Regions from separate parts of the Homo sapiens genome. Here region 2 is linked to region 1. A link is a loop called in an ENCODE intact Hi-C map of the cell type or tissue named here. Cell type or tissue: heart right ventricle. All regions are shown on one strand.

What was found. Hi-C counts contacts between places; a loop is a spot of excess contacts. Peaks named below come from ENCODE experiments on the same cell type or tissue, not always from the same donor. Only the 100,000 strongest peaks of a DNase experiment are listed, where the experiment ranks them.
Region 2: it touches region 1 in a loop (2.1-fold over the local background); 19 of 110 quality-filtered maps call a loop at or near these places.

The regions. Positions count from the first base shown.
Region 1 is chr12:93,613,998-93,616,497 of GRCh38, reverse strand. It overlaps a transcript of SOCS2 not described here. Among named protein-coding and RNA genes, the nearest start is that of SOCS2, 43 kb to the right of the region's middle. In heart right ventricle, no CTCF peak of the experiment used is centred here; no DNase peak of the experiment used is centred here; H3K27ac peaks cover 989 bases.
Region 2 is chr12:93,664,050-93,666,549 of GRCh38, reverse strand. No RefSeq gene overlaps it. Among named protein-coding and RNA genes, the nearest start is that of CRADD, 12 kb to the left of the region's middle. In heart right ventricle, no CTCF peak of the experiment used is centred here; no DNase peak of the experiment used is centred here.

The sequences.
Region 1 (2,500 bases):
AAAGTGACAGAAACTTGACTGAGCAAGAAATAAACAGAAACCCCAGTAATTAATTAGCTCCTACAGAGATCAGAGGTCAGGCATGGTTGTATCAGGGTCTCCAATGATGTCATTATGAGAGACCTCAGTGCCAAACCAAGAAAACTGGATTTCATTCTCTCCATCTCTTGGTACTGCTTCCCTTGGCTGTCTGCCTCTGGTGACAAGATGGCTGTCTACAGTCTCAAGCTTGAATCTCATCCTCTCAGCAACCCCAATGGAGCACATAAACTTCTCTTTCCAATGTCCTGAAATCATGTCTCACTGGCTTTGATTGGCCTTCTGGGAACATAAGTCCTGGTGCTCTGATTGAAGAGGCCTAGTTCTCATGCTCATCCTGGATTTGGGAGTAAAGTCAGCACCAGCCAAAATGCTAGGACCAAGAGTGGGAAGGGCTGATTCCCCACAGGGCCTGAGGCAGGCTAAAGCAATGGATATCTTCCTTAGCCATGAATTAATCATGAGAGCTTGGACAAATCTTTCCACCTCTGAGCCTGGTTTATCTGTAAAATAAGAGGGATGGATCCTGTAACCTCTAAGGTCCTTTCTACTTTCACACTCTAGGCCAGGCTCAGTGGCTTACACCTGTAATCCCAACACTTTGGGAGGCCGAGGCGGGAGGATCACTTGAAGGCAGGAGTTTGAGACCAGCCTGGTCAACATGGTGAAACCCTGTCTCTACTAAAAATACAAAAATTAGCTGAACATGGTGGCTCATGCCTGTAATTCCAGCTACTTCAGAGGTTGAGGCATAAGAATCGCTTGAACCCAGGAGGTGGAGGTTGTAGTGAGATGACATGGTGCCACTGCACTCCAGCCTGGGTGACAGATCGAGACTCTGTCTCAAACAAAACAGAACAAATACTTTCACACTTTATAACTCCACCTAATATCCCTTGTAAATTATATGCTGTTTTCACTTCTCAGAGGAGAATACCTTAATCCAATTAAAATGAGGATCTGTAGTGACATAACTGCCTGTACAAGCCAATTGGGAGGGACAAGTTCCATGATAGACACAGGCCTTTTCTATCTACTCTGCAGGATCCCTGCCCAGGAATGTCACAGGAAAACAAGCCAGAGAGATTGGTGCCAGTGGAGAGAAACGGATGGAATCTGAAGCATCTATTCATTGATAAACTCAACCAACAATTATGATGTAATTCTTACATCTCAAGAGCTGTACTAGACTCTGGGAATGAACAATGAACCAAAAAAAGTCCTTGCTCTCTAAAACAACAGTCTTGAGGTGGGTGCAGACAAGTAGATCACTGATGAACAATTCAGAATGTCAAGCAAGGGCAGAGGCAGGATGATAAGGCAGCTCAGAAAAGGGGCACCTATCCCAGTGGGGGAGAGGGTTAAGGCATGAGGAGATAAGGAGAGATTCAGAGAAGTCATCCCAAAGAAGGAGATCCCAAACAGGGCCTGGAAAATTAAGTGGCAATGACAATTTCTCCCTAGGATCCTTTGCCGGCTGCTCAATGACCCTTATCAGTCTGTCTTTTTTTTTTTTTTTTAAATAGAAAATTGCTACATACAAGGCGCCGGGCGCTGTGGCTCATGCCTGTAATCCCAACACTTTGGGAGGCCGAGGCGGATGGATCACCTGAGGTCGGGAGTTCAAGACCAGCCTAGCCAACATGGTGAAACCCCATCCCTACTAAAATAGAAAGATTTGCCAGGCATGGTGGCAGGCGCCTGTAATGCCAGCTGCTCGGGGTCTGAGGCAGGAGAATCGCTTGAACCCAGGAGGCAGAGGTAGCAGTGGGCTGAGATCACACCACTGCACTCCAGCCTGGGCATTAGAGCCAGACTCCATCAAAAGAAAGAAAGAAAGAAAGAAAGAAAGAAAGAAAGAAAGAAAGAAAGAAAGAAAGAAAGAAAGAAAGAAAGAAAGAAAGAAAGAAAGAAAGAAGGAAGGAAGGAAGGAAGGAAGGAAGGAAGGAAGGAAGGAAGGAAGGAAGGAAGGAAGGAAAGGAAGGAAGGAAGGAAGGAAGGAAGGAAGGAAGGAAGGAAGGAAGGAAGGGAAAGAAAGGAAGAAAGAAAGAAAGAAAGAAAGAAAGAAAGAAAGAAAGAAAGAAAGAAAGAAAGAAGGAAAATTGCTATATACAAAGGAAATCTTGAATCCCTATACACCCAGAGTTGAGGGTAGGAGATTATTCCTAATGGTGTAAATTCTCAGAGCATCGTGTGTTTGGAGGAAAAACAAGGATATGTTTGAACACCAGGGCTGCCTTAGGCAGATGAGAAATAAGAAGTATTCATTGAGCTGTGACAATAACATCTACTTGATCAACCCAAAACCCTGGTTGAGAGAGCGAGTGGCTTCCAAGTCTGTCATGTATCAATGAATCAATGAAAAAAAAAAAATGGCTGGTTAACCTAGAAGTTTGACATTCTCAGTCCATTCCAAGTAAAGTGGATTCCTAATCATGTGGGCTAACAAGGACCTTTGCCA
Region 2 (2,500 bases), 50 kb before region 1:
AAGAGCCATGTCACCCAGAATTCCAACAGCTACCCCAGACAACAGAAAAATGACTGCAAGCATCTGCCTGCTTGAGATAACTCCTTTTAATTATATATAAAGCATTTATTTTAATTTGGAGCTATCTTAGTTCATTTGGACAGCTATAACAAAATATCATGAACTTGATGACTTGTAAATAACAAAAATTTAATTTCACACATGTCTAGAGGCTGAGAAGTTCAAGATTAAGGCACTGGCAGATTTGGTGTCTGGGGAAGGCCTGCTGTCTGGCTCAGAGATGTCACCTTCTTACTGTGTCTTTACATGGTAGAGGGGATGAACTAGTTCTCTGGGACTTCTTTTATAAGGACACTAATCCCCTCCATGAGGGCTCCGCCCTCATGACCTAATCACCTCCCAAAGGCTCCACCTCCTAATACCATCACATTGGGGATTCAATTTCAACATAGGAATTTTGATGGAACACAAATATTCAAACGATAGCAGAAACTTTTACAAATAAAGAAGAAATTTATCAAAATGACCAAAAGCCTGGAAAAACATAATAGAGTTTACTAAATGCTTAATACTATAAAAAATAGTTTCAACATCTCTGGCAACATGGTGGATAAGAGATCCTGCAACCTAATGCTACACAATGTTAAAAATGCAAGATAAAATATAAAAGTTACTCTTTTATGAATGCATAAGCCTACAAAAAATAAGAAAATTGCTCTGAGGCCATGACCAGAGTGGGTGCATGAGTCCAGGGAGGTGGCTGAGCCTTGTACACCTGATACTCACCTACAAATTATAGGGCTAAAAATTTAGCAGCAGTGGGTGAAGTGGGTAGCAGAGTGGGAGTAGGGGGAGAGGAAGGCTGGAAGTAAAGCCCTGGACTCATGGAGGTTGGGAAGCTGAATTGGAGACCATCTTGTATAGAGCTAGGATAGGCAATGAACTATACCTTCAGGAAAAAAAAGAGAGAAAAAAAAGGTTGATGAGGAAAACAAAAGTCAGAAGAAAACAGATACAAAATGAACAACAACAAAAGGCTAGAAGAGATTCAGGGTATAACAGCTAGGCTTCTCTCTCTTCCTTGGCTCTCCAATATTTTGCTGTTGCCTCCTCTTGGCTGAACCCAACTGGAAATCAGACAACACACAGCCCAGGAAACTCGGCATGCAGAGCAAGTCAGGGGAAAGACAAGGCATACATTCAAGGTCAAGCAGACCTAGAACCTGCATAGCCAGGTATTCTGATAAAGCACTTGTATGCAGATTATCTGATTTAATCTTCACAACAGACAGGTACTACTACATGCCCTAGAGTAAATTGGATCTTAGCATGGTCAAGTTTCTCTTCTAAGCATGCAGCCAGTAATGGTGGCACTGGGCTCTAACGCCAAGTTGGCCTGACTGCATACCCTGCACTCTTAACAATTTTGCTGTATAGTTGTAAAAATAGTGTGATTCTGATGTTGACTTCTTGTGTCTTCTCACTGGGTTTTGGGAGACACCCTAACTCAGGAGTGGCCTGTTCTAATCTGGTCCTCATCTGCATTGTCCTGGTTTTGCTTTTCTTTCTTACACTTTGTAGTTCTACATGAGTCCATGTCTGACGGCTTTACTCATGTTAGGTCATTTTCCATCTCTGTCAGCAATGGTTTAAAGTGCAGGGCTATCCATTGCTTCATAACAAACTGCCCCAGAATTTAGTGGCTTCAAACAACAACAAAGTTACTATATTTCACAACTTTGCAGGTTGGAAATGTGGTCAGGGTTTGGCTGGGTGACTCTTCTGCTCGATATGGTGTTGACTGGTGTTACTTGGTGGTAGTCATCTGATGGTTCATCTGGCTTCATTCCCAAGCTTGGCTTTTTGGCAAGGACAATGAAAGGCTGAGCTCAGCAAGACTCCTCTCATTATCCATGTAGTCTCAGGGCACTTCACCTGCCCTCTCCAGCAGGGTAGTTGACATGGTTTGACTGTGTCCCCACCCAAATCTCATCTTGAATTGTAGCTCCCATAATTCCATCTGTTGTGGGAGGGATGCAGTGGGAGATAACTGAATCATAGGGGAAGGTTCCCCCATATTGTTCTCGTGGTAGTGAATAAGTCTCACGAGATCTGATGGTTTTATAAGCGGTTTCCCCGTTTGCTTGGCTCTCATTCTCTCTTGTCTGCCACCATGTAAGATGCGCCTTTCGCCTTCCACCATGATTGTGAAGTCTCCCCAGCCACATGGAACTGTGAGTCCATTAAACCTCTTTTTCTTTATAAATCACCTAGTCTCGGGTATGTCTTTATCAGCAGTGTGAGAACAGACTAATACAGTAGTCTAATGCCTTACTTGGCAGCTCAGGGCTCCAAGGGAACAAGGAAGAAGCTGCTGGTATTCTTGCAAGCCTAGGCCTGAAACTGTCATACTCTACTTGTTAAAGAAGTCACAGCTCAGGTCCAAGGAGGCGGGAAATATATCCCACCTCTCAATGCAGGAATTATTTGACATCAAAGA